Linked DNA regions of Mus musculus: region 1 is linked to region 2. A link is a loop called in an ENCODE intact Hi-C map of the cell type or tissue named here. Cell type or tissue: left cerebral cortex. All regions are shown on one strand. Each heading gives the region's core, and the rest is flanking DNA. Links, peaks and the distances in the headings are about the cores only. Region 1 overlaps Pbx1 (pre B cell leukemia homeobox 1). Region 2 overlaps Pbx1 (pre B cell leukemia homeobox 1).

The links. A loop is a pair of places that touch in the nucleus more often than their neighbours do. Peaks named below come from ENCODE experiments on the same cell type or tissue, not always from the same donor. Only the 100,000 strongest peaks of a DNase experiment are listed, where the experiment ranks them.
Region 1: it touches region 2 in a loop (2.5-fold over the local background); 2 of 42 quality-filtered maps call a loop at or near these places.

Annotation. Positions count from the first base shown.
Region 1 is chr1:168,410,432-168,425,666 of GRCm38, forward strand. The region is part of intron 2 of Pbx1 (pre B cell leukemia homeobox 1); the gene reads right to left. Among named protein-coding and RNA genes, the nearest start is that of Pbx1, 14 kb to the right of the region's middle. In left cerebral cortex, for the core only: a CTCF peak has its summit at 8,818 (motif pointing left); DNase peaks (open chromatin) are centred at 6,854, 7,433, 8,687, 9,450 and 2 more places; H3K27ac peaks cover 570 bases.
Region 2 is chr1:168,231,419-168,246,653 of GRCm38, forward strand. The region is part of intron 2 of Pbx1 (pre B cell leukemia homeobox 1); the gene reads right to left. Among named protein-coding and RNA genes, the nearest start is that of Gm51671, 110 kb to the right of the region's middle. In left cerebral cortex, for the core only: no CTCF peak of the experiment used is centred there; DNase peaks (open chromatin) are centred at 9,360, 9,602 and 10,265; H3K27ac peaks cover 2,379 bases.

The DNA of each region.
Region 1 (15,235 bases), core at 4,191-12,190, 180 kb after region 2:
TTCCCCTAGCATAAGGTTCTGAGTTGCTGTACCTTAAATAAATAAATTCCTACTTCCACTTCTTAGGGTTTGTTTTTTGTTTTTTGTTTTTTTTTAAGTATTATTATAAGACAGAGGAGTCCTTTTCCACCATTCCAGTTTGATGCACTGCACAGGAAAGAAAAGTAAACAAAATTAGCAGAAGCAGACAGAAAGTTAGTGTAATCTGTGGAGCGGGAATAGGTTTTACAGAAGGGGAAAGACGGACCATTTGTGAATGGGGATAAAGGAGAAGGCGCTGAAACTCGAGCCCCTCATTAGAGAAGCAGCTTTCCCTCCCACCTCCGCCTCTCAACTGAAAGGGTCTGTCTAGCCGGCTTCCTAAATCTGATTATCACTTGTCTTTACACGGTTCTCATGTGTCCCCGTGTGCACACCTCCCACCCCATCATCTCCTCCACAGAAACCCTCTCACACTTCCTAATCCCAAAGTCCAAGATCACAGCTCAGAAAACAGAGACGCTATTCATGAACTCCCTCACCCACCCCCGCCCCCCATTCACTAACAGGTTGATTGAACCACAAACTTCTCTGGGTGTGCACTTCACTGAAGGCATTTCCATCCCATGGCTCGCTTCCACTCATCACGTGCAAACCCTACGCAAAATTTAGAAGCTGGCACCCTTAGGGCAGAGAACACTGACTTTAAAAACAACTTCATAAGATGCTCACTCAGTCTAAAATAATTAAACCCAAAGTAGATAGAGATAAACTATCTGTGACTTTCCCCCTCCTTCTCTGCTTCCTCTAGTAACGTTTGTTGAGTATCAAAAAACATTTACTGGGAGTCTGGAGAGATGGATCAGTGGTTAAGGGCACTGGTTGTTCTTCCAGAGGATACACGTTCCATTCCCAGCAACCACATGGGGGCTCACAGCCATCTGTGAATGCAGTTTCAGAAGATATGATGCTCTCTCTTCTAGCTTCCAAGGGCACCAGGCACATAACTGGTATAAAGATGCAGGCAAAACACCCATACACATATAACAAAATCAAATAATTTAAACAGACACACATATACAGAGAGAGACTAAGACAGAGAGAGACGGAGATTCTATATATAATGCACCATTTCAGACAAGCAATGGACTACAGTCTGACTAGCTAGTTCAGCATTTCCAAGGTGAAGCTCACAATCTCAGGAGAGACTGGTTCCGGTCACACCTTAAGAGCACACTTGACCAAAGCTGCCCCAAATGCTTTTCTCCCAAAGGTAAGCAATGTAAGGACAAGGTTCAGTCTTGCATATGCTTGGCTTACCAATGCAATGAGATGAAAAGGGAAATAAGGTGAAAACTCTCTGCTGTAAAAGTCTGAACAAACAACTAAAAATTACATGCTTATAATAGTCGTTGTTTGCTTCTCAAGTTTCTATTTCATATGTATGTTCAAATCAAACGTCTTTCCTGGTCTTGGGATTCATAGTTATCTATGGGGAGGAGGTAGAGGTAGAGGCACCTTGCTGTTCAAGATGCCTTGAACCATAGGTCTCCTCGTCAAATTTGCTAGGTTAACAGCAGACTGGAAAAATGTCCCCACCCACTCTCATCCTATGACTCAGGCATGGGACCGACGTCCTATAATAGAACTAACTGATGTGAAAGGGAAAAAAATCTATGATAGTCACCTGTCCTGTTAGAGGTAACTTCATTCTGGTGGTTTGTTCCCCATCTCTCTTGACTAAAAGAATTCAACCCACAAGCTACAGCAAGATGAACTGAGCAAGTATTTTAAGCAATCTTACAAACTATTTTACAAAAGATAAAATGTTTATACCTCTGTATGGCACTTCTTGACCCAATAGATCTATGCCTGTGCTTGTTTGTAGCAGATCATAAGTTTCTTAATGGTATCTGGGCCAAGAATATTGAGTAGCTGCTGGTTTGTGGACATTAAAATCTACACAAATTATTTTCAAGAAATCCACAGTCTAATGAGGAAAATGGATCGTAAACCAATAATTATAATGGAAGTCTGTATTAAGGGCTTCAGTAAAATATAATAATTTATTATATCTTCAAGAATGACGCCCATTGTGCCACTTCTGGAATCCTTTCTGCTCTACAATAAGAAATAAATTTTGCATAAGAAAAAAAAGATTCTGCTTTCCCTACACAACTTATTCATATATTCGATTCTAACTTTTTAAAACTTTGAAGTGAATCTTTTTTGTTTTTCCTTTGCTATTGTTGCTTAGAAAGGCTAAGTCAAAACCATAGCCACTGTCTCTAGAGTCTCAAGTGAAGAAGCTGCTAAGTTAATCTAAAGGGCAGCCTGGGAAGTTGGTAAAGAGGAAGGATGGCCAACATCCACCGTTTCGCCTACTAACCATCCCTTGCATTTATTTTAAATGCCTTTCACCTCTATTTAGCCAAGTCCCTTGGACCACTTGGCCATCTTACTTAGCTGCCAAAGGCCTTCGTCGATGTGAGGTGAGCAATGAATAAACAAGATGCATGCGTGCTCAGAAAAAGAAGAGAATCTGGTCCCTGAGCCTAGCATCAGAAAATGACAGGGAGAGGGTGTAAACACAAGGAAACCCCAAATGGAGATTGGGTTCTGAGCTTGGGTAGTTTGACTAAAAGTGAATTTATTTCATGTCCCTTCTGAAGGTCTTCTGGGTGTGGTACTGTCTTCTAAACAATAACATTACACAGAGATGACTTGACTTTTTATAGAATGTTACACATAGATGCATTGATTTATTATTGTTGTTACTAATCTGCCCTCTTCCTACACCTGAGATGAAGGAGGTGACACCATGACAAAGTTGCACCTCCCCCCATAGTGTCTAGCAGGCTGCTCTCTGGACCACTGGGACATCTTGGGAAGCAGATTTTCCATCTCCAAAACTCAGACACACAAACCACACACGTGCCACGTGGGAAAAAGAGAGAAGTTTTAGTCTTGAGCCAAGGGTGGCTGTGGAACTGAAGAATCAGGGCTCTTCAGTGGTGCCAAGGAATCATGGAAGGGCCCCTTATGCAGAAGGCTAAGAGAACAGGAAGAAGGCAAGGCCAGAAACGTTTGTATGAATAATGCCCTGGGCCTCCTGAGGATGGGTTTCTGTCCAAATGGTAAGTTTCTGAGGTAGTACACACAGCTAGGATGGTCAAGCCAGACGGAGACCACTTGTTAAAAGTCACGCTCATTGCCTGAATGGAAATGGCCAAAGGCCTAATGAAAATGGGCAGTGGGCCCTATGAAGAATTTAGACTTACATTTTTTTTTTTTTACATTTACCTTAACCCTCTTTCTATGCACATGTGGCTGCGAGGACAGTCCTGGGGCAGCTCAATTGTTTTGAGCCAAGAAACAGGACCAGAAATGAGTGCAGGGAAGTCATCTAGATGAGATTTATACAACTGGGTGTGGATTCCTGAGCCTCCCAGAAGAATTCCTACCTGAAGAGCCACTTCCTAAAGATGGATGCTTGTGGAGAACAATTTCCATTGGGTAAAACAGGTCCTGCCTCAGCTTCTCAGGCACTGTGCATTGAGGGACCCTCCTTAAACTGTGAGCCTCAATCCCCTGTCTCCGAACACTGGAATAGTGACAGTAGCTCCAGATATAGCAAGGGCTTTGGCACATCCAGTCACTGACATGTGGACAGAAGTTTCTGTCCCACTGAAAAGGGAGGACTCTGTTTTTGCTGATGTATTCTATATTCTACCCAGTCTCACTCAGAGATGAACCACGTCAGCCTGTCTGCCGGCCATCTTGCCTGTCTGCCCACCATCTTGCCTGTCTGCCCGCCAATCTTGCCCCATCCCTCATGTCCCGGGATCACTTAGAGGACACAAGCACAAAGCAACAGTTTCTCTAGCTACACAGCCCGCTTCTCTACCTTGGTTGATAGCCAGACAGACAGACGGTGGTGGGTGAGTTTTCACATTCTTGGGGGTCAAAGAAGCCTCCAGGGCTAGTCTGTCCTGGTAACTGCATTGAACAAGTTCTCAGACCAGTTTGATGTAAAGAGACAGGTAGCTATTTCCTTACCAGCAGAAGGGCAGGCCACAGTGGGAAAGCCATCATTCCAAGTATTATAAACCTTATAAACAGGGATCCTAAACAGGTGGTCTAAAGTAGGAGGCCTCAAGGAGCCGTAAGTGAATCCTAAGTCTTCTCCTAGCATGGAAGGGGATGAAGAAACAGAAGAGCGGTGGAGGGGCGGGGATGAACGTGCAAGATGAAGCTAACCATGAAAATCGAATTTGTTAAAATAATGACTAGAGAATGACAGATAATGCGCCAATTGTCTACATGCATTTATGAAACACATAATAAATGTGCATATGAGTATATACATATTATATGTGCGTGTTCACCATGATAAAAATTAATTCCACCTTCCAGGGCACACCATTGTTTGTCTCCCTGCTAGCAAGAACCCTGGAGCACAGAGGCAAATTTCAAGCTTCCTCCCTGGCAGATAGAGGCCACGAAGCTTAAGCTGCCCAGGTGAACAAATGTCACAGAATACCTATTCGGAGGGTGGTAAATTCCAGCCATCCCAGGGAAATGCCAAGTGGTCTCAGGTCACAAGTTTGGCAAATAGCAATTTGGAAGGGGGTGGGGGGAGGGGCTGGCCCAGGGGAGGAAGAGAACAAGAGCGTCTGAAGAGGGAAAGGCAAGGCGGAAATGAAAGAGGTTACTTAAACAACAGGCAAGGCCTCAAACATAGTAATTTCTCAGACTGCCTAAGCATAAAATTAGAACCATTTGCTTCAAAGCCAGCATGCTTCTTTCTCCATGGGGCGGCCAGGGTGGCCATGAAACCTGGTTCTGAAGACTTTTATAGCCATGTTCCTGGTCCTAAAAACATGTCCCACTCTTGTCTACAGGCTTGAGTCAATGTCCCATGGTACAGTGACTATGACCGTGACTCAGGCACCCTGTGGGACTGTGAGCTTCTTAAATGTAAGTGCTGTGGTTGGCATAGCCTTGTTCTTCCTCCTTCACAGTGATCTGGCCAGCAGGCAAGAGACATACATATTTGTCCATGACTAAAGCAGTAAGAAGGTGGAGACAGAATATGGGATTCTTCTTTGGCCATGTCAAGCCACACAAAGACCCCTAAACACATATACTTCTACACTGAATACATCAATCCAACCAGAGGAGAGTTGAACTTTTTCTCGACTCAGCCAGTAGTTCCCCAACAGATGTCTATAGATATTTGGTAAAGTTTGCTTATAAATAATATAACCTCATATGGCCTCCACACAAGTGATATTCATGAGGTGGCATTACAGGTGAAGGGGTAGATGACACGGGGATCTTAGCATGTCAACTAGCCTATGCATACTTAGGCCAAAACAGAGCCAGCGAGGAGATTTCCTTTGTATTGATAAAAACCATCAACGATGCTACCAAAACATCCCAGCCTGGACAGAGACACCCAGGAGAGGAGGTAAGTAAGGATAAGCAACTGCCTCCCTGTCTCTTTCACTGTCACTAGACAGCTGTTAGTGTTGCTCTCCTTCTATCTTAGCTGCACCTGTGCCAATCCACATTACACAGGGAACGCCTGACCTGCACCAGAAAGAACCCTTCCATCCTCTACCCCAGGAGCACAAGGAAGGGAAAGATCCTATGGAGCTTATAATGAGCCTAGTTCTTCTGTGGACTGGTCAGACACTAGGCTCTTGAAAATTTATGGAGAGAACTAAGTCATAGATATGTTTCCTAGTTGTGAGGCACACCAACGTGGCTGGCTTCTGCCTGCCCACAAGAATGCAATGCTACGTTTCCGGGGTAAGGGGGTGCCGCCCCACCATGCTGTAGATGGGCAATCACAGAAAAGCACACAGATCCATTGAAGAATAACAACTTCACGTCAAGTGCATCTTTCCAAGTGTAACTTTCGAAGAAGAAAAATAAAGTCCAGGGACTTTCAGCAGAAGCCTGATGACAGCCCCTTCCTGCCCTGGCTCCAGCCAGCTTGGTGGGGGAGGGGACACAACTGTGTTCACAGTACCCCAAAGAAGTTGTCCGGGTTTCTAAAAACTGGCAAAAATCAGGTGGCTAAAGGCCTCTCTTCACACAAGTCTCTGAAACAAGGCAAGGGGACATACAAGAAACTAGGTAGCATAGAAGTCCTGGAGCCTTCTCTGAGTGTTCAAGAAATCACACCAAGCTTAACAAATGTCAAAGCTGTTTAAAGTACATCAAGGTTCTTAGGGTTAAAAATTTCCCCAGGGTAAGTGCTGCACTCCCCATAATAGCTGAGAGATAAAGAAGGCAGGATGGGAGGGATTTCAGAGTAACTCCAAGTTTTGCGATTTAATCCAATTCGATAGATGAAGCAACAACTGGGCTATTTGTTGATCAGAGATGAAACAGAGGCAACTAAGGAAAGAGCTGCCCCTACCCCACCCCCTACCGAATCTCACTTCTTTATGCAAAACCTCCTCCAGGGTTGAAGCGTGCATTTGAGAAAGCAGCCCCCACTGCTGGAAGCCCAAACAGCACAGGCACAGCCCAGAGTAGGAAGCCTGGGGGCCCTGCTGGCATCATCGGGGAATCCAGCCCCACACTAAAAGTGTTCCGTAAAGGAAGCAAGACTCCAGAGCAAGAGGATGCTTTCCAGGAAGACCGTTCTCCTGTCACCCTTGGGGTCAGCCTGGAGGAATGAGAGGAGCCTGGCCTGCAGTGCTCCCAGCCGATCCTCGGCCTCCAGGGCCAAGCACCGGGGTAGCAAAGTTCAGCTCAAGCCTTGCAGATCTGCACTGGGGACTTGAGACAAGACCCCGAGAGTGACCCTGAGTGTCTGCCTAACAGCCTCCCTGTGCATTCCCAGCTGCTGCAGGGCTGTACCAGGGCTAGTCTGTTGTGGATCTGTGATGACTCAGCCACTACACCCTGGTGCCTCTGTTAGGCTCAGATCCTCATGTGAGATTGTGCCTTGGGAGGATCTGTCCCCTGAGCACCAGGCTCTTCATCAAACTCCTTTACCACCCCAACTTCCTCCAACACCCTCAATTTCTCATTTCTTCCCCTGATTAAGGCAAAAAACACTTTCTTATGTCTTGAATATTCTTATTTATTGTTGGGTGCTCTCTCTCTCTCTCTCTCTCTCTCTCTCTCTCTCTCTCTCTCTCTCTCTCTCCTTCTTTATTCTTCCCCTCATCCCCTGCAAAGGATTCAGCTCCCCAAACCACACCATGACTTCTTACTCCTATCTAGCCAGCATCACCACTGACCGATACCTACTTGGGATTTATCCTCCTAAGGCCTTAGAGATGATTACAGACTCCCTAGCAAGAGGGCCACACAAAGGCGAGCTGAGCCCAGGTGCCTGCTCTTTGTTTTAACTGTGTGTTCATGTGGGCTGCTAGGAGGAGGCTCCAGCCTCTGCTTGCCCTGTGTGGCAAAGAATTAGCTCTGGGCTCTCAGAGCTAGCTGCTCCCGCCTTCCAGAAGGATGCCAGCTGGGCTCAGCCGGGTTCTCTCAAGGAGGCTTTCTTTGTTAGGGACGAAATATAAATGCCAAGTTTCAGCCCTATTAACAGTGGTAATTATTAGAAATCTCCTGAGAGCGGCAACACTTGAGATCTCAAATCACCCAAAACCTTCAGTGGAAAAAAAAAAAACAACCTGCTACTCTTTTCCAGGTTTAGTTTAGCCCAGACCACCAGGTAAATGTATTCCTTTGAGCTGCTGCTGGCAGATTCAACTGGTCTGAAAGCAAGACAAAAATGTCAACTTTCCTTTTTCCCCTGGCTGTTAACACATTTGCAGGTAAAACCAAGCATCTTTCTTTTTAAAAAAAAGTAATAATAATAATAATAATCAAAAACAAAAAAAAAACAAAACAAAAAACAAAACAAAAACCAAAAAAACTCACTTTAATAACATTTCCAAAACGTTTCACTGACAGTTATGAGGAATGACAGAAGATCACCAAGTCACACGACAGGTCTATGGTGGAAGCAAACTCAAGACTTCCAAACTTTCTGGGCTTGACTTCATGAGCAACAGAAAGGTAGAACATGTTTCCTCATACATTCCATGAGATTTCCAATCTAGGATCCCACAGTTACAAATACATAGTACACATGCAACATTATTTGCTGCCGTTGCCAAGCCAGCAGGTAGATGACAGCACACTGGCCCCCAGCCGAAGGCTTCCGTCATAAACATTTTTTTCTTCAAATTCCACCCCTTTCCCCCCTTCTCAGTTTGTCTTATCCAATTCAGCTTGATTGATAGAAGTAGCCGTAGCACCACCATAACCAACTTTATGTGACCGCCTAGAAAAGATACAGGGATTCCCAGGCTAAATTAGAACTGCCATCTTAACGAGAGAGAATTCTCTCATAAACAGCTCCGCCTGCCTCCAAGTGTGTGTGTCTATGCTTGACAGTGGGTTATGTAGGACCTCATAGCCTGCAGAATGTAGGGTCGGACTAGTGAGTCTCTATATCCACGCAGACCAGGAAGGCTGAGAGCCAAAGGAGAAACTGGTATTCTCGAAATGACATGCTAACACAGAGACAGTGAGAGCACCAGGCTTCAAATGCAGTCTAGCAGCTTAGTCTAGCGATTATATCAACTATGGAGTCCGCCGACTGGTTCCCACTCTCTTGCAGCTAAAGATAGCGAGATGGCTGTTCGGCCCACTCGGTTATTTTAGGGAACCTCTGAGATTTTGTTAGGGGTAGAGAACCACAGATGAGCAGTTATGGAGAGAAGTGATTTAGAAAGACAGAGGAGGTGGTGTGGGGGCTGGCTTCGTTCTTGCTCATCCTGCCGCCCTCTAGAGGGTTCAGGGTACAAGAATGCTCTAACAAGCCTGTCCATATGTGGGCAGCCAGCTATAGACCCACCAGATCCACTTTGAAAAGGCAATAGCCACACGTGTCTTAATTTGCCAAAACAGAGAAGGAAGTATTCCTTCTGGATAGCCATTTAGTGGCTTGGCTGTCCAACCAATATGGTAGTAACACGTAGCCAGCAAGCTTGAGAAACACAACCTGGTGAATTAAGACACATCCCATACGGAACACAATGCTCAATATCTAAGCTGTACAACACAGAACACCAAATACTGCCCTAACATTTAGGACAATTACTAGTTGAACTATTCAGGTACATTTGGGTTAAATGAGATGCAATCCTGATGTTTAATTTCCTTGTTTCCTTTTGCTTGGTTTTTTTTTTTTATTGATTGTTCTTTTAATGTGGTGACTAGCAAATCTAGATGGAGAAATTTAAAATTATATATACAGCAGTGCTCCGTCTGAGAACTATAGGACTGGGTGCAGAGAGTATGAAAGGGCCAGAGCGGCAAGCGGCAGTTCCTTGAGCACAGGCATTAAACCCTGAACGCCGTGCTTCCTGGTGTTGTCTTGTTTAGTCTGTCAAGAGAGCCTGGGTCCTAGGTATTGTTTTCACTCCAGATGAGGAAATTGATGCCCTGTGAAATCAAATAACCAATGCGATTTGACCCGGTTGGTTTGACTGCAAGCCCATGGTCTAGCATCCAAGGTTACCACCGACGGTTGCCGAGTGTCTTCCTCCCCAAGGATGTGGCATACCTTACTCCAGAGTTCCATATTCATTGCTTTGACTTTCCCTGCTAACTCTTTAGCGTGCTAACTGTCCTGAGAGGACAGCCACAGAATTCCTGATCATGCACATTTTCAGGTGAAATAAACTTTTCACAGTATGTCTTTTCACTGAGCTTAAAGATTGACTGACTCAAGGACGAGGGGGGGGGGGACACACAACAGGATCCTAAACTTGGAAAAGAAAGAGCTCCAATCAGAGAACGGAGTAGGTTAGCACAAGTGGATGCCCAGGATCGCTGAGGACAAAACCCAGCACCAAGCATAACAGGACTCAAGAATATGTCAACAGCAACAGGCCATGAAGTATACCTGGAGTAGTTGATTTATTATTATTATTATTGTTTATTTTCAAATACTGTATCCACTGCAGGAACTCTGAAAAACATTTTAGCATGCCCTCACAATCTAGCCATAGAGTTACCAAGTGACCCAGTACTTCCCCTCCTATGTGTACAGAAGACATGGACACGCAAACACTGTAATGTAATAAAGTATCCACAGAGCAGCAACAGTATCCACAGAACAACAACAGTATCCACAGAGCAGCAACAGTATCCACAGAGCAGCAACAGTATCCACAGAACAGCAACAGTATCCACAACAGCCAAGAAGGGGAAAGAACCCAAGTGTCTAGCAGCTGGCAGTGGATGAAACAAATGTAGAGATCCACTCAGCGAAATAGTATTTGGTTGAGAAAAGATTGGAAGAGTTCTCATATGTGTGTTGAACAGGTAGACCAACCTTGAAAACATGTTAAGTGGAAGAGCTTAGTCACAAAGCACGGCATGGGGTATGGTTATATTCCTGTAAAATGGCCCTATGCAGAGAGGCAGACTGTGAGATGAAGGGCTGATAGGGTCTAGGCATGGGAAAGAGGGACATGGCCAGACTGGTGATAAATATTAGGTCAGGGGCGGACCAACAAGTTCTAAAACTAGATTGTGGCACTGGGGACTCGCTGAATACACTAAAAATCACTGAGCTGTATTTTGCAAAGGGGTGAATTTCATGGTATATAAAATACATTTCAAACATATGTTTTAAAAAAATAACATGAAGAAACAGTAGCCTGCTGTGTGTCATGAAGCCCATCTCAGTGACAAAGATAGCATTTCTCCTAAATACAGAACATATTGGGAATTTGGGGAGAGGTCACGTGACTCTGGCTTCTTCTTCTTTTTTTTTAAAACAAGTTCCTACCTTGAAGCTCAGTAGGTTGACAGGCACCAACTGGGCATGCTCAGAGAAAATATTTTAACCCTGAGGATGCCTTGTTTCCGGTTGGTGTTGCTGGGCAAACATTATCCACCGTGCAGGCAATTCTAGCTGGCTAGGCGGTAGTTGTCCAGGAAGAACATGATTAAAAGGCCCTGACCTTCCTCTTCATCACTCTGTTCCATGCCCGACTTCTGATGAAACACATCTAATTCTCACTTGCAGAAAATACATGAGAAACAAAAGAAGCTAACCTTAAATTCAGCAATTTTTCCTCTTTCAAGCCTTGGAACTGGCTCACCCTTAGGGACCATCTGGTGCAGGTCTCTCTCTTTCATGTAAGAAAACAGGGCCAGAAACCATAAAACCCACCAGTCATGTCTGTTTCCACTAGGCATATACTACATCGTTTAGTCCTCCCAGTGACCCTTCACCATACAGTCAAGCTTGGGAAGGTACCAGGAAAAGGATGACACACACCCAAGTGTGGGTATCAGCATCTCAAGAGAGAGTCACCATAGCAACACTTTCAGATAAATATCACTGTGACCTTCATTTTATAGAAAAAGGAAAATTGGTCTCAGAGAAGTTTAGCAACCTAAAGAAGGTCACACAGCAAAGAGTGGTAGATCAAGGGGGCTGGCTATAGAAACCAAGTAGTTACCTACCAGCTAGTGTCACAGTTCCTCCTAAAATTAAGAAATCTATCTGTAGTCTGAAAGTTGCTCAGTTGGAAGTATACAAAGAGCAAAAAGCATGAGGCACCCACCCCAATACCCACTTATTGACAAATCTTTCAGGGGCAGATGTAGGTAAAACTATAAATCATAGGCCGAAAAGGATGGACTCTGACCCCACAGAGCCTTTAGGCACTAGTGACCTTCCTCTGTCATCGCCGGGGCAGGCTTTCCAGTCCCATGACAATCTACACCTGAACTTTTTATGCCCAGGGAGCCATTTTCCAAACTGCTAAGAATTGCTGTCTTTGAGATGCCAAGCGAGCAAAACCCAGACACTCCCATGCCCACCCCCATTCCCTGGAACACTAAGCCTCCTCCACCATCTTTAGAGGGCCTCAGGTATGTGTTCCTGCGTGTACAGGGGTCGATGAAAAGGCGCCCTGAGAGAGCTGCTGACAGGGAGCTCAGGGACCCCATGTTTATCTTTACCAACTTTTGTGTTCCCAGATCCCTCCGCACAACCTCAGTGAAGGAACAGCATGATGTGGGAACCCGCGGCTTCCCTTGACCCAGGTGAAGAAGGTAAGAGGAAGGAGTGGATGCCCTGGATGAAAGAAAAAAAGGGGGGAGTGGTTGTCTGTACCCTTAATCCCAGCAGTGGGATGCAGAGGCAGAGGCAGGTCCATCTCTGGGAGTTCAAGGCCAGCCTGGTATACATAACACATAACATGTTCCAGGGCTACAGAGTGAGACCCTGTCTCAAGGGGGAAAAAGACATTACCACTTCCATCTAAAAGATATTCAGAACAAAACTTGAGGTTTGGCTTTCCTAAGGGACACACATCCAAGGTAGGTCACAATAGAAGCCAGGGGCCTGTGAGATACCTCTGACAGTAAAGGTGCTCGCAGCTGAGCCTGACACCTGAGTTCGATCCCCAGGGCCTGCATCGTTGAAAGGCGAGAACCAGTTCCTGAAAGTTGTTTTCTAACCTCCACACATCTGTCATGGCACTCCTCCCTCACCTCCCCCACCCTGCACCCTCACAAATAAATACATAAGTATAACTAAAATAAAATGTTTTTAAAGGTGCCAGAGCTCTACTTTAAAAATTCCCATGATTTTGTGTTTACGTATGGCCAATATCTAGGTTTGGGTTTGTTTACTGGTTCAGGGGTATTTTTGTAATTTTGCCAAGAATGAGAGAACATTTTTGGATATCAACAGAACACAGAGGCAAAGCCTTTAAAAGGCCGAGCCCGGGCTGGGAGCTGAGTCCCGGAATCTCCAGTTGATCTCAGCCCCTCCGGAACTACTCACAGCCCCTAGTCTGCACCTCAGGCACTTCTAGGTCTAATGTTCTCCCTTGCACACGGCCTCTTGCAGAGTCTCCACGCAAACTGTCTCTCAAGTTCTATCCAGGTGAGGAAACAAATAACACACTATTGCCCTCGATCTCTTTTGAGACGCTACGAGCAAATCATACGCTACCCCTCTTCACACTTCTTGGGAGCTCATCTGTCTGGAAACCCACTTTCAAGGAATGGAAAGGCACTGAAATGCCTGGAGACAAGACATGACTTCCCTCCAGTCCACCCGACACCCTCTCAGAGTCACACACACACATACAGCCCGACACTCTCTCAGAGTCACACTGATGGTCTACAGCACGTGTGCCTCACTTGGAAAGCCAGTATCTCGTGAGGGAGGGATGGTTGCTGCTCCTTCCTCTCCTTAGCCCATTCTCCCTGGCATGCAGCCTGAAAGGACCAAATTCTCCACTCCTTAGATGTCTTTTCAAAAAAAACAAAAATTAATAAAAGGTTTTGCAGTTGCCAGGCCTTGAAGGCTAGCATCTCCAATACTCCCACCCAGCTCGGAAAGGGACCCGGTCGGAGGCCTTTCCAGACTGTCTACAGCTATTTCAGTCCAGTTCTGCTCAAGGAGCAAGGTCACTTGTGTCTTTTGAAGTCACACACAGCTTCCTTCCACAGTCAGTCCTCTCTCTCTCTCTCTCTCTCTCTCTCTCTCTCTCTCACACACACACACACACACACACACACACACACACACACACACACCTCTCTAGCTCTTCCTGGGGCAGGGAGAGAAGGAAGTGTCCCATCCTATAACTGCTGTGGTAGTGGCATGCAGGATGGAGAAGGGTGGGAGTGAAAAGAGAAATAAGGGGAAGGGTAAAAAGCCAATCGGCAGCACCACGATGGGGGTGTTAATTGGATACAGACAGACAGAGAGACAAAAGAGGATTAAAAAGGGGGGGGATCGGTTTTTAAACCCTCCTCCAATTATTTGATTGAACTCAAGAGCAGATTACACTTGGTATAAACTTAGCTGAGGAGTGCCAGAGAAAGCTATTAGGTGCTAAAATTCAAATTCACTCACAATTGCAGCTTGCTCCCAGGTGTCTCGGACTCCTCTCTTTAGTAAATAAGGCTCTCTTTTCACCTTTCCTGACTTTTAAACTTATGATTTTTTTTTTTTTGGACAGAGAAGTGTAAACATTTTTTAAAAAGAAAAATTTTAAGTATTTATTAAATATTGCAGATCTTTTTTCCTCCTTCAGAAAATCAACATGTTTGACTTTTTTCTCCTATTCTTCAGTCCCAAGAAACCCATTTTCCAGCCCACGTAGACACAGGCAAAATGCAGCCTATCGCTAACATGTAAAAGGACAAGTGACAGTTCTTTAAAAGGAAATTTGATTGTAAATGACCCAAATTCTGTATTTAAAGCAGCTATGGTCCCAGACTGACGATACAGCTGGAAGGCACATCTGTAAAGTTTGTTGCCGTGGCTCTCAACAGGGTCTGCATGAGGCTGAGCGCAAGCTGTAACCTGAATATTTTGTTGGCATTTTATTTTTTACCTTAGCGTTTATATTTTAAAAGCATAAAGTATCAAAATAAACACTTCCCCACACTCAAAAGCAAAACACTCAAGTTCATCTACTTTTCAAAAATCCCAAAGTAATTTCTGACTTAAATACCCATCAATCAACTATAATTCAGTCCGTGCAGCCTGCCTTAGGTATCATGCACGTGTTTTTTGTTTTTGTTTTTTAAATACCAAAAAGGTTGATCAGGCATCTCTGTAAGTTTTCCTATTTACCTCAATCTTCCAACTAAATCAATAAAACCCAAGAAACAAAAGCAGCAGCAAGCCAACACAACACACCACACACACACACACACACACACACACACACACACACACACACACACACACACCCCAGCTCCTGGCCAGAGTACACAGATCTGCTCTACCCTGAATGGCCTCAGCAAGGCCACTTGTTCAGTGCTGTGGGCCTTGATAGTCCCAATAAGAAAAGTTCCAGGACAGCACAGAAGCATGTGACCTGGTCTTTTAGACCACCTTTTTTTTTTTACTAGTTTTGGAAAAAGAGAGGGAAACAGACAGACAGACAGACAGACAGACAGACAGAAACGGGCACTGAAATGAAAGACTTGTGCAACTTTCCAGACACTTTGCATTCATTACCCCAGGGCATCAAAGGCATGAAGATACACAGGCAGCCCAGATCCTGAACACAGAAATCACACGGTTCTTAGTAATAAAAGCTGATTTTAAACACAGTACTGTCTGCTCTACCACTGACACCTCCGTCTGTTCCCTCTCTCCAGCCTCCCAACACTCAACTGGAAGAATAAAAGCGAGTTCCTGCTCCCCCGAGTCAGGAATCCTCTCCAT
Region 2 (15,235 bases), core at 4,368-12,367:
ATTTACTGTGCATCTAACGGGAAGACAGCAAGAGATGGAAAGACACAGAGATGCTGGGTCTTGGCTTTAGAATTGCACTTGTTCAAGAAAAATCCTCTGAACCGCCAGTGTAAATAGAGAGGGTGACAAGTTTCCATTGTGACAGTAGACAATGCATCTACATCAAAACATTATGTGGTATATGATGGATACGTACAATTGTGTCTGTCAGTTAGAATGGGAGTCGCTGCAGAGAAGGGTGGGGTGGAAGCAGAATAACTGCATAACCACACTCTATGGGAGAAGATCCATCAAGAGAGTGTGGTAGCCTGGACAGGTGCAGTGCACCCTAGAGGACAGTCTGGGAAGGAAACAAGGTAGGGAGGGAAAATGGCTTTGCCCTGGCAGGTCTGACTAGAAGGAGCAAGGAGGTCAAGGCACACAGAGCACAGGAAGGGACCACTTGTGGTGGAGCGCCACATGACCCTGGTCATGTGCATATAACAATGGTTCCGATAGAGGTTCACGCCCTTGGTCTGCTACTCTTGATCTCTGGTCCTGGGCAAATCACTCTAAAGTATCCATTAAATACCAAAAGTGGGACTCATAGGGCCTTGTGGGTCAACTGCTCTATGTTTATTAAAACATACAACTGAAGCGCCAGCATTCTCTGAAAAGGCACTGAGAGCTGGGCAGCCTTCTAAAAGCATGTCGGGATGGTTTTGCTTTTCCTTGAACGAAAAGATCTCACATAATCTCATCCACATTGTGCAACATGACCCACACCCACACCAGGCTTCAGAGGCAGAGTTTCAAGTCTCATATTTTAAGAAAGTTGCTCAGAAAAGTTGAAACCAGCTCAAAGTGATAGAGTGCTCCAAGTAGAATTCTCCATGACCCGAGAGCTCAGCATGCCCCTGGCTTGTTTGCTCTAATTCAGAGCCCCGTGGACAGCCTGGCACTGTCTAGGAGTCAACCACCATTTTGTGACCTGAGACGGGAGAGTCAGATGGCAGGGAAGCAGGGAAGTGCAGGCACGCAGACACAAAGTGAAGACTTAGGCATGGTCTAGACTGTTTCACAGAGCAGGTGAAAGAGGCAGAAACTGGACGCTAGTCCCCGGTGGTAGTAGTAATATCACAAAACCTTTTCCTGTCACTCACAGACCAGTCATTCCTAAACAGTTTGCGATACAATCTCGGCCACAGATCTAAGGTTCCCATTTGGTACCTAGGCCGGAGATTCTCACAGTCAAGCTTCCTGCTTATGATGTCACTTCCATTGGCAAGGCACACACAATAACCTAATCCGATCTTACAGGGGCTCCTGACAAAAGAACTTGTTCTACTAGCTCCATTAAATAAATAACACAGAAAAAAAGGGGAAGGGAGTTGCACCCAGGTTTCTCAAGCGGGTGGAAGGCCTCTTCATCCTCTCCTATAAGTAGTATCTCTGGTTTCTAATTCTTCCCTGACGTACATGTTTTCCTGCAGTCAGAGTCAAATATGAAGCTACCTCAGGTCATATGTCATGTGTGGAGACCAGAAAATGACATAAAATCAGAGAACAGGTCTGTAGTCTGAGGCCCACAACTCATCCGTGAGGTTCTTCAGGAGCCCCTTTAAAGCCTTTAGGCAAAGCATCCAATGGGTAAGGAAGCCAAACATGTACAAGTCTAGGCGAACAGATCCACTCCCATGGACGTGAGTGGCTTTGTCAGTGAATGGGTTCTTGGCCCTAGGTGGGGACAGGTGAGACAGAGCGAGCTGGCTTGGAGTGGCAAGAGAGCTGTTCCTTTTGTGAAAGTGGTAAGCTGCTTTTCTGTTGGCTCTATGGTTCCTGCAGACCCAAGCAATGGTTCTTGGGGACTGGGGCCATCTACCAGGTAACTGTTGGGTGTTACACAATAGGAAATGGAGGAGAGAAAAATGCAAACTCATGAAGCAGTCACTAGCTTCTCTTCAGACAATGTTCATAGTAAAGACCTCCGAGAGTCTTGGCAAGGTTGGGGAGCTGAGTGACTTTGCAAGCAATGTAGCAATGTAGGCCCCTTTTTTTGTTTTGTTTTGTTTTTAGTGTTGGAAATGAGACAGAGTGGGTATTCACTTTGTTGGTGTCAAGACAGTGGGTGCAGGGAGCCAGGGTTTTGAATTCAGATTCCAAGTTCTATCTCTATGACTCTTAGCCCCAGAAGTTCTGGACAACATCACGAAGCTTGTGTCCTTCACTGTACAGCAAAACTGGCATTAACTATAGAGCCCTGCTTGTCCCAACGTACCTGAATGACACAAGCAAAATGTTAACACTTGCTCCCTTTTCAAGCCCCCTCTGACAGGGCTTAGAAATGATGGTTCAGTGCCAAACACACATGCTGTGCTCAGAGAGGGCTGAGTTGGTTTCCGCACCCATGGGAGGCAACCTATAACTTCAGCTAGGATATCTTACGCCACCTGCCTTCCAAGGGTGACTTCACACATATTCTTGGGCATACACAGACCTTTAAAAATAATAATAACTAAAGATAATATAGTTAATATAAAAATAATCAAAACCAATCTTGAAAGCATGACTCAAAGGTACCCCAGTTTAGCTTAACTCTGCTTCTTGAATGAAAGTCACTTTGCTAGGCAGGCACAGTTACTGAGGTGTCTCTGCAGGAATTCTAATACAGGAATACCAAACACTAGCACTCCCCTTAAGAAGATGCGGAGTTAAGCCTCATTCTGGTTCAAACAGCAGGATTCCTTCCTGGGAAATCTTGTTCTATTTCAATACCCTGTGGGGGTTTTTTTTTTTGTTTGTTTGTTTTTTATTTTTTTGTTTTGTTGTTGTTGTTGTTGTTGTTGCAATTTCATGTTTTGCTTAATTGTCCAGAGTGGCAGCTGTGATTTTCATGTAACTTTTTATCCATCTGTTTTTCTGTACCAGAAAGACAAGCAGAAGGTGCTGGGGCTTCTCCAAAGGATGGCCTTATCTAGACTTACTGTCAGAACCACAGAGGCTGCACAAGGAGCGGAGCTGAGCTCCTGGTACGCTCAGAAGGCCTGTTTCTTACCGCCTGCACTGCCTCCCTCTTTCCCGTGCTCCCCTTTGCTCCAGATCGGAATTCCTTGGGAGTGACTAACAAAGAGATAACTTTCGTAAGCCACAGAGAATCACCATGTTCTTGCGGTCCAGCGCATCCATCAGAGATGTGCACTCGCCAAGAACTTCACCCCAGCTGCCGTGCTGGGCCTTTCCAGACCCATCCCGTCCCATGTCTCTTTCTCCTTCCCATTCTCCACTCACAGAGATACTGAGAGCATGTGGCTTGTAAAAGCTACTCCCTATATTCCAGAGCCAAGCCTCTACCAGGACCGGCTTTGTGTATTTGTGTATGTGAGAGCTGTACAGTATCTTAAAGCCCCACTCACAACCAGTGTGGACTCAAGACTAAATCTCTAACATGACCACGCTGAAGAAACACTTGCTACTTAAAAATAAATGCATGCACTTATATATTTGTATGTGTGCATTCGTGTGAGTACATACGTGCATGCGCACATGCACATGTGTATGCACATCAAAAACAACCCTTGTGTGAAAGTCAAGGGGTGACTTGTAGGAGTCAGTCCATTTCTTCCATCATATAATCTGGGGATCAAACCCTGGTCTTGACAGACTTGACAGCAAGTTTTTTTTTATTTTTTATTTTTTATTTGCCAAGTCATCTCATTGGCCCAGTGTGATTTGAACAAAGGTGTCCCCAGTTTCTTTTTCCTGGAACGCACAACTTCTCTGGGCAGCCCTGCTTCAGGATATACTGCAGCCATTGGGAACTATTTTGTGACCACAGTTTAAGCACATCACAATGAAACTAATTTCTATTTTACAATAGGCATCTATCTATGGTTGGAACTTGGAATCTAGCTTTATGACTTTTACAGAAAACTGGTTACAGTTGGGGGTGGAGGTTAAAGAAAAGAAATCAAAAGACATTTTCGGGAATTCAGCATGTTTATAAACTAGAACACACTAATGGGGAAGACCAAGTTCTGAAAGCTCTTAAATTATTGGTATCCAAACTTGGAACTTGGAAGGTGGGTTTTCACTAGCTGTGTGACCTTGAAGTTGTTCTGCTCAGTTACATTTAGCTCTAATGTCTCATTTTCTCAAGAGCCCCTCGTGGGCCACAGTATATGCCATGAATGGTGCCATTGTGGTACCCTTTATCTGTGAAACATGAAGGAGCAATGATAATGGCTGCACCTGAATAAGACAGGAAGTGAGGAAACGCAGATGTTTGGGAGATGGGGGTGGACACCTCAACTTCTCCAGCTGCCTCTCTGTCCAGCCGTCCCTCTGAGCTCCTGTTTGCAGCCATCCTCTTGGCCACAACAGAGCCATCCTGGAGGCTCTCCTCAGCTTCTCACAGACTCCACTCCCCATTCTGTTTCTAGATAGCTTGTGTGAATGTTGTAACCCTGGTCCCTGCTTTTTATTGACACTCGACAATGGCCAATGGTTCCTCCACACATTGCTTTATTACTGCTTGTGGACAGTCACACGTCCAGAGGCCAGGACCATAGTTTTACTGTCTTCTGTCCCTCCCAACACATTCAGAACTTTGCTAAGGGCACAAGATACACCTAGAAATGTCTTTTGATTTATTCAAACAAGTTAGAAGCATCCAAGAGGACAGAAGGCAGCCACTAGCTCTGTTAGCACATGGTGACATTTCTAGAAGCATTTCCCAGCTTGACAGAGTGAGAGTTCCCATGATACCCTGGAGACACTTGATGGTTTTATCACTAGACAGACCTGAGTTACATCCCGGTGCCTCTGCCCTGCCAGCCACCTGACTGTAGGTATATCGGTTCACCCTTCAGAGCCCCATCTGTTTCCTGGGCTGCAAACGTGGGTGCATCTCATCTGTCTTCCAGGATTGCCATCTTGAGCTGACATGTGCCAAGTCATGAGAAGAGATCTGGACACACAGGGCATCACAAGTGCCCACTGCCTGCCTCTGCTCCGCTAGGTGACTCGTGCTGAACAACTACCTGCCATTCTCTCTCTTGTATCTGGCATCAGAGAAGAGCCATGTAGCTGCAGCCAATCAGCTGCATCGATGAAGCAGAGTCCTCGCTTCCTGGTCCAAGCTTCCAAAACAAACTGGAGCAATACTCATTTTTCTTAGTAGGGAAGAAGTGATGCTTGCTCTAATGCTTAAGTAATCAATACATTCACCTACACACACACACACACACAATCAAATTTAAAAAAAAATAACATTTAATGTTGCCAGGCTAGAATTAGTAATGGGGCCATATGTGCACCTTTTACTCTATTTCCATCTTTCGTAAAGGAATCATCTGCAGTGTCATCCCTCTGATACTGAGAGTGGAGTCGTATGTTCCTATATGGCTGATGGCCACATATGCAATGCTGGTTGAAGTCACTGGTCTGCTAAGGCTGCAGAGCTGAAAGAGGATTTGAATCTGGAACTGGACAGGAAGGAACTTCTCTCGAAGGAAGAAGACTAATTCAGGAGAGAATTACAGTGACGACAATTTCCAAGATTGAAAGAAACCCTTGGATGAGTAGATCAGTGGCTTCAGATCTCACTGTTAATGTTGCTATAATAAACACAGACAGGAGTTTCAGAAATCATAAAGAAACCCACTCACCTAAGTATCTCATGTAGATATGAAAAATGCTTCCTACCTGGTAACTTTTCACTCTGCCTCTGAATACCATGCACAGACCTCAGCCAAAGTTGCCACAACCAATAGTCTCTTTCATGTAGGAGGACTATAGCTATTTAGACATATTCCAATCAAACTATAAAGGCAAGGAAAGCAGGGGAAGAAAGAATCATGTCATAACAAACAAAGACAACTAAATTATAAGGGCAAACATCTGTGGTCTGAATAAAATATGTGGTTGTGTGGGCAGCGCCGTAAAGCTGCTCCTGACATTCCGGAGACACTAGAGGGCTCACCTATGAGTAATGTGGTCGTCCTCACAATCCTGCAACACAAGTGTCAGGGCACACTATGCTGTCAGACATTCTGTATGGATTTGTGACCTAGGAAAATCACATTAAGAGGCTAAACTAATATATAATGTGAAGCACCATACATAGACACACACACAAACTGCTTCCTGTCATGAACAGATAAGCACTCTCTTCACTTCATTTAATACACAAACACACACACACGCACACACACACACACACACACACACACAAGTAAAGACCCCTGTGGGTGATATGGGTGTGGACCATGTCTCCCTAACCTAAGCCACTGGGGCAGATGATGCAGTAGCAAGGTAGTGAGGGTTCACTGACAAAGATTTATGGCATCTCTGGGCTACAGTGCATAAATACATGCCCAAGTACTTAGAAGCTTGAGTTTTCATCCTCTATAAATAGAATGAATAATAAGAGAAGTTCTCTGCTGAGATCATAGGGGGCGTGCCGGTCCCCTGACCTCTAGCTATAGAATAAATAAGAAGTTGATTCCGAGAGTCTTCAAAATTGTATACCGTACTCTGACTTAGGTGGGAAATAACAGGTAGGAAGAATATGGATTTACCAAGCCACCAAGGAACAAGCTATGTTAGGGGCAGGCAATCTAAGGATTACAGCAGGGCCTGTACGTCATCTGCCTGTCTCCACGACTGGCAACCAGGAATGATCCTGCCAGTGCTGTTGTGCTGTGGGAAGCAGGCATGCTTCCTGTGTGCTGGTATAACCTGCCATACAGATGTCTAGTCATGGCCTCTTCATCCACATTTATTGTGACAAGATCTGTGCTTGCCACTGGCATGTTCTACATGGTGACATCAAAGATCTGATTCACGTCGGATCTCAACAACAATAGTAACTACCTAGCCTGGCTAATCTGTTCAGGGAAACTTGGGGTTTAAGGCTAAGACCATGTATAAGCTCATTTAAGGAACTTGCTTTGTTTCTAAAAGACAGTTCCACACAGCAGCACGTCTCAGGCTCCCTTAGAACTAAGTGTGAATATGTCAGTGTGGTCAGTGTGGTCCAAGCAGAAGTGTAAGCAGTTTACAAGAGAAGTCTTCTTTAGAAGGGCTTTAAGCCTACCTATCTATTCTGGGTAGCATATGCGACGTCTAGATCTCTAGGAGCTTGCTGTCCTGAAGAAAACAAGGAAGTACACTTCTTAGATGATGGAGGAAAGAGAGGAAGGAAGTCTATGTTTTTGTCAGTGGTAGCACCACTTTGAAAAGCCCAATCGCTTCTTTTAGACATATTACAAGGCTGTGGATATAATGCCTGTGACTTACCATTAAACCTAATCCTAACATATTTACGCTAGATTTCAGTAGTAAGTTCTTTTGCTTCCCCCAGCTTGTTTTCTGATGTGGATCCTAAGAAGAAAATGAAATCTTTTTTTGTTTTCCTTCAAAATAACCGTGAAAATCAAAACTGAGACAAAATCCTTCAAAAGTGCTTTATGTGTTGAAAATTATTACCCCAATATTAATACTCTTGTGATTATTTTTCATTGTATTCCCAATTTACAGAGAAAAGTAGGTCAGTGATTGACAAATTGAAACTAGCTGAGACTAGGAACTCCAGTTTCATTACTCTGGCAGGATTTTATATCAGCAGAAAATGAGTCCAAGGTAATTAGTTGGGAGAAGGTGACCAGGGGTTATTAACCATTTCTCATTGTTGTGTTCCCAGAAAAATCTGCTACAGAGATGTTAGTTTAGCTATCTGAGAGGTTTGTGTGGAGATGCTTTTAATTCTCCTCAGGTTCCAAATGTTTACCCACTGTTTTGGTACCATCTCTAGAATGAGGGATGAGAAGCCGAGTGTCTGTGTGGGCTGGGGAACAGGAGGGGTTGATGTACAGAGCAGACTGCAGAAACAAATCCCCAGCTACCAGGGTACCATGAAGAGATGGCATACCACAAACCACTGTTGAATAGAGCATTCTCATTCCCCCCCCCTCCAGCTCCACCCCCCCCGTGTATGTATGTGTGTGTGTGTGTGTGTGTGTGTGTGCGTGTGTGTGTATGCGAGCATATGTGCACTTGAGTATCAGCTCACCCAAATGTGTGTGTGCTTGCATGTAGAGCTCAAAGGATGATGTCGGTTGGGTGTCTTCAGTCATCATTCTCCACCTTATGTTTTGAGATGTCACTCACTAAACTGAAATTCACCCATTCTCTAGACTGGCTGGCCAGCAATCCCCAAAGATTCTTCTCTCTCTCTACACTCACTTCCAGAGCTGGGGTTGTAGACAGAAGCCACTGTGTCCAGGTTCTATGTGCGTGCTGGGGATCTTAGGTGCTCAAGCACACATAAACAATAACTCTACCCACTGCGCCACCTCGCTAGCCTTGAACAATCTTCTGTTTTGTTGGTTGTATGGTTGAAGTCAGGGTCTCATGCATGCTAGTCAAATGCCCCATCGCTGAGTCACATTCACCAGCTCTGACTTTCTCTCTTACATCAGCCGTTACTCTGTAGGTCCCATGATCTTTCACCATGATCACATAAACTCATAAAGATGCGTGGCTAGGAGACACTAGAAATCTACAGCCCTGTTTAACTTTATGAAGATTTTAACACACACAGAAACAAAACAAAACCCAGAAGTGGGGTGTTGCAAATCAGTTTAGAGGAAAGAGCTAAATAAATATACTTGTCATGGATTGTCTGGATAGCCTACTGCCAGGCCCGCTGTCAATCTAAGAGACGCACGGTCAGTGATCTCCGAATTCTTTGAAGTTACTGGCAGATATGAGAATCAACTTTTTATTTGAGAACATCTGTAATACCCCATGGCTATGACTTGGAGGTTTAGAGAAAAAAACCTCTCACTTGGAATTCCACAAAATAAAGGTTCAGATAAGCACTGTGTCTTAGTGGTCACTAAACTGCCCATAAAATCGTGTCCCAATATAAGAATACAGATTGGGTGTGTTTAGAACATCCCTTTAATACATCAAACTCTCAAGCCTTTGGGTGTGTGTTCACCCACCACACACACACACACACACACACACACACACACACACACACACACATCTGAAATACCATGAGTTTCTAATGAGTTCTGTGCATACAAAATTACATTCACAAGTTTGCATAATTTGCCATATTCGTGTATTCTATTTTTATCCACTGATGTGGCACGCTGGGTGTATGTACTACACTGAGGAGAGATTCTGCTCTCTGGCCACCAGTGTGTCCCTAAGTAAGGGGCTCAGGACTCTGAAGGTTTTACTTCAGAAACCTTCTTTATGCAAGAAGTCACATGGTCATCCTGACTACCTCTGAGAAAGAAACGTAAGAAGACTGTGGAAGGAGACTGGTGGAAGAAAAAGGCGGGCGGTTAAGGTGGGAAGGTTTGCTCTTATTTTAGGGATACTGCCTTAGTTCAAGGGAGAGGGAAAAGAATAGTGCTGGCAAGAAACAGTGCTGGCTCTTTACTGCTGCCCCTAGGAACTGAGAAGGGAGATAACTGGGAAGCATCCATAGTGATTCGAGACATTCCTACCCAGCAAGCTTTATTGTATTATCCCAAGTACGCAGAGACAAAAAAAAATCTCAGCTCCCTACTTTCATTTATAATTGAACCAAGCCCAGAAGGATGAAGCCCGCGCCATCTGCAACACAGGCTGCATTAGCAGCCGGGAGAATGAAATATTCAAATTACTCTAGGCTACCTCACATGGTGACAGGGCTCAAACACTGACTTGCAACCAGCAAGGAGAGAGCAAGAAAAGAAAGTTCTTTGAGTTTGGTTCGCTTCTTTAAAAAAAAAAAAGATACTGGAAAAATTACAAACAAACTGGTGTTGTCGAGAACCCAGAGAGTGCATTAAAACATGTTAGAGAGAAAAGACCATGGAACAGAGTTCACATCTGAAGAGCACAGGAAAGGGGGGAGGGCAGAAGGGTAGATGAAAGAGGAGACAAGAAAGGAGGGAGGGAAGAAAGGGGAGGGAGAAGGAGGGAGGGAAAGAAAGGAAAGGAGAGAAAGAGAATATGATTTCACCCCAAACTTCACTCGTTTGGAAGCCCTCCAACTTCAGATCCTGGATGCTGCTCCTCCGTGCTTTGCTTCATGTAAATAAGGGGTGCTATTTTTTGGGGAGGGCGAAGTTGGAGCTGCTCGCTCTGATACCGTTAATCAGGGCTGCTGAAATGGTGACACGGTAAGTGGCTCTAGCCCCTAGCAGCAGTCAAGATGGAGTGACAGGCTCCATTTAAGATGTCACTGCACATAATAAAGTGTAAAACTATACTTAAAATAAACGAGATAGAAACAATAAACTTGACTCAGTATTTGAACTTTCACAGACACGCGGAGCCTGCAGGAGGAAGCCGGGGTGGTGGGAGTCTCTGGGAGCTCTGTTTCCACGGGGATTCTCAGGCTGCTGATCAAAACGGGGATCTGGCCAGGCCCACGGGGAGGCAAAGAGGTCCTATCTATTGTGCAAACTGGCATCAGACTCCTTCTTTACGTTTTTGGCCAAAATGCCCTACGATACCAAGGGCTACACAAAGAGTCATGCCTGGTGTCATCTTCCCAGATAGCCCCAGGTAAGTCAGTTTATTATCCACAATCTCCTGATGAGAAAACTCCTTCATGGCCGCAAGCTCTGCGCCCTCTCCCCGTCCACCTGATCCAGGGCAGCCCTGCTGCAGCCTAGCTTCGCCCCATCCAATGTTGTAAAGGCTGCTTGGCCCCAAATTGGAACGATAGGTTTTTTTTTCCCCTCCTCTGGGCCCTGCAATTACTGTGACTTGTGGGGGTGGATTCAATGTCAAAGCAAATGTTTTCCTTATGCTTTTCTTTCTTTTAAAAAGGAGAAAGGAAAAAAAAAAAGAAAGAGAGAAAGATCCTAAATGGGAGCCAGCAGACGAAGCTCCCGAACCAGCCACCCAGGAGTCCACACTAACCAGCAAGGCACCTGGCATTTTCCTGTGCATTAGACTTGGTGACATCAGAGAAAGGAGAAAGTGGCTCTCTTCCCTCCACCTTAAAAAAACAAAGCAAAACCAACCAACCAACCCTGTCTCAGTGCCACATATCAAGGCAGGGCTTGGCATGGACCATCTTAGGTGTGGTTTTTGCTAGATGGTTCTGGTATTTGGGCTCAGCCAAATCAAGCTATAACTGGTGGCCTGCATAATGGTTTCCTCTGTCACCATCCTCTCCCCTGTGAAGTTACACGGCAAGTTACACTGAACTGATGCTCTCTATGAAAATTAATGTATTGTGGTATGAAAAACATTAAACAAAAGCCTATAAGCCACATGGGTTGTTTTTTTTTTGTTGTTGTTGTTGGTTTTTTTTTTTTATGCATATAGTCAATTACTCAGAATGGAGAGACTGGGCCTGCCGTCGCTTTCACATCCAGTGTACATTATCCTAGCTGCTGCTGAGCAGAGGTTTTAGCTGCTCCGCTTTAAAACTTTACTTTCTCTTCACTTGCATTAGGCCTGGCCCTGACTGAGTACCTACTGTATGCTAGGTACAGTGCCCAGAGAACACAGTAGGTACTTAATATATTCCTATAGGATTGACTGCCTACAAAAGATCTTCGTTTCAAGCTTCCTGCTTACTGGTATTAAGGGGTAGGGACATAATCTACTACCACACTTTAGAAGGCACTGTCTAATTATGTATTAGAACTCCCTTGACTGTCATGCATAGTCCCTTGACTGGCCAAGTATAGAAGTTCCAGCAAGGCTGTGGTATATCGATAGAGAAAAAAGGCAGGCAGTATGAGCAAGCAGGCTTCCATGCAACCACTAGCACCAGCAATCACCTTCCTCCCAGCCTGTGCCAGGGACAATTAAGCAGGGACCTTGCATCATCTCTCCTATGGCCTCCTCTCTCGGCAGAGCCAGAATCAATCCCTGGCATCAGGTCACATAGGAAACCTGCCTGTCCAGAGCCCGCCTGCAGCTCAGGATGTCAGTTCCCACGAAGCCACACTGCAGTCGCTCAGAGTGGGAGTTTTATTAGCCATAAGCTGTGACACCATGCATTGATATATTTAAGCAATAATGAACAAGGAAAACGGCGGTTGTCTGAAGCGGCCACCGAAGTGGTAAAAATAACCAACAGCGTTTTGTGAACGCAAGGCTCCAACTCACAGATCAGAGACTCGTCGAGGGAAGAAAATGATGAAGGTTTGAGATGGTAAAATCAGAGGACTCAAGAAAAACTGTTGTAAGATGTACAGTGCCATGCGACCAGGAGCTGGAGATGGTCAAGGATGTTCAGGGACCACTGGAAGGTTTGGAGAACACTCGTCTGTAAGTGAAAATTCAGATACTTTCCATTGTTCTGCCTCCCCTGAAGTCTAATTATCTCCAAAGCCATGGCCTACAGCGTTCAATCACAACAGTAAAAATGTTTTAGTGAGAAACACTAAAAAAAGCTCCGAATATTTACTGGATCCTATCAGATTGGAAGGTTCACCATGGGCAGCCCACAGAGAAGCTAACTATGGCCTTGCGTTGCAGCGTGAATCAGCCTGGTGCTTGACAAAGCCCAGCAAGTCTTCCCGGGTCAACGCAACCTAGTGTGGTCACCCTAATGGAAATGTGCTGGGTTATGGAATACGAAGAGCATGACTTAGAGGTTACAAAAACAAGGCTTCAATGAGCTTGGCAAACGCCTCTCACGAAACCTTTCTCTCCCCCTCAACACTCAATCGACAACAGGTGGGGCATGCTGACTTCACTGGCCAAGCACGCTAAACGGTAATATAGTTTCTATGATTAAAAGGGCCGGTAAGATAACAGCAGATTTTCAAAGTTCAAAGGTGACTTCGGGGTGGCTGGCTGCTGTTTATCTTCTTTTGATCAGCCCTTTGAGTATTCCTAATTTGGTCAAACTTTAGTCGTTAATTAAAAATATGAATCTTCAGTGAATAAGTTCAGGCTTCGATATTGGGGCTCAAACATTATCTTCCGAAAGGCTTTTTACTTCAAAACTTTCCCATCGTGAGAACTGTGTGAAAATTACAGCATTTCCTGGCTTTTCTTCTCTATCCTTTGTGAACTTGACCTTTTAAAGTCTTGGCCATCCCATCAACATCATGGTACATACCTTCTACCATGTTCTGTGTTCCTGAACCAATATATCTTATATATATTCCTCTACCAAACTCTTAGTTCGGGGGGGCGTGGGGCGTGGGGGGCAGTGGACTCTGCCATCTTAGACAGGATCCTAGAAAGAATTGTTCGCCTTGACTGCTAAGTAATCCTCTACACCCTGAGCTTCAAATTACCTACACTTCGCACTGTGGCACTGTGTAGCAGAGCTAAGATAGTTGAACACATCAATAAGTTCTGGCATATAATATCAAAGCTCGATTCTCACTGAGACGGTCGTTACCCAGATTTAAACACTGACGTTTGGATCATATGACTTTCACGTTGCTGTTGACTGTGTTAGAAACTCTCTCAATCCCACAGTGCATCCTTTTGGTTTACATATCAAAAGCCTAAACGCAGATGTATCTTTGTACACAGAATCATAATGTATGTTACCCACATTTCCGTCCTCCATTTCCCCTTAAGCCTTGAACTTAGTGAGCCAAGAAATACACCAGGAATTATCCAATCTGTTTCCCTCTCGTGAGTCAAATCTACAGCAGTGATTTTCCCACTACATAAACTCCTATCTTGAACTATACAATTGATGTCATGCACTACCATAACCCTGTAGGTGACATTAGGCTATCTTGAGATCTTGAAGCCAAGTGCATCTTTTTAAAAATCGCAGCAGAGAGCAAGAAACTGCAAGTTAGAGCATATGTGCACAGCCTCTCTAGACACAAACCTGTAAATTATCTCTCAGAAAAGAAAAAAAGAAAGAAAGAAAGAAAGAAAGAAAGAAAGAAAGAAAGAAAGAAAGAAAGAAAGAAAGAAAGAAAGAAAACTTACAATTTTTAACATGTTTTGCGGTGCTCAAATTAAAATGAGCTTTTCCTTAACAGAAAAATTAAGCTTCTATCTCAGGCCGCTATTTTCCATAAGATTACAAAGGGAGAAAAAAAATCTAGAAAAGTCTTTTGTAGGAAAGACTTGGGGTTCATAGGACAATGTGCGTGCGGAGGGACAGCAGACCAGGTTTTGTGATCAGCCATCCCTGTGCACTGCCATTCATATGATATGACAATGATGGCTTACATCAAAAGCCACAGTGCAAATAATCCCCTTCTCCATGCCATCCACAGCAAAAGCCAGCCCCTAAAACCAGGGGCAGTGTGCCAGCATACACGCTCCTTAGATGCCAGCTCGCCTCTGTGCAATGGATGAAGCAAGGGAGCCTTTTCCCCTCTGAATTGGGTTTTTCAATGAATGCTGACTGGCACCAGGAGGCACCTTGGGCCCCCAGAGCCTTCTTAAAACCCTGGCAGCCTGCCAGAGGAGCTCCAACTTTGCAGCCCAGAGAAAGCCATGTTGGCAGCTTGTCAGGAGCCGGGGAGTTACATGGCGCCCTGGGGGTAATAATATTTTCCAGAACGCTCAAGCTAATAGTCCCATGATGGGCGATTGAAAGGACTGTAGGTATGCTCTTTCCTGTCCTCAGCCTTAGAGTTCTCATCCATCTCTGCAAAGTGCTGAAGCATGCCCTGCGACCTCTGTGGCAGTTAGGGACACCGCCCTTTGTTTTGTTTCATTTACTGTGTTCTATCCAAGCCCAGTCCGGCTTCTACTTATTACCATGCTTCAAATCCATTTTGTTGAGGAAAAAGATAATAAATGTTAATGTAGTTTGAAGCAGAGTGCACCTTTTATCTTTAAAGGAATAGAATTGTGTATCCATAAATGTATTGTTTAAATTCACCCAAGTTCTGTAGGATCTCTGGCTCGCGTAAATTGGATGACAAGGGATCTTCAGTCAGTTATGTTTCTTAGGGTAGCTGAGAGAAAGAGGGTAGATGGACAAGTTTCTTGTTCTTTTACCAAAGATCTGGTGAGAGGCAAGCTGTATCCCCTATGCCCAAATCCACCTTTAGTCTCTTAAAATCTTATCTCTAAAACTCTTAGTCTCGTCGGGATGGCTTTGACATTTTAACATCACGGTAGCTGGACAGTGATGTAATGTGAGGCTCTGTGTATTTTAATTGTTAGAAAGGCAAAGGCAGAATATCCAAGTACAGTGTTTTAAGCTTAAGAGAGAGCGAGAGAGAGAGAGAGAGCTCCCTAGTGTGTCACCATCCAGGTGTGTTGAGCTATTTCAAAGGTTGTGACATAT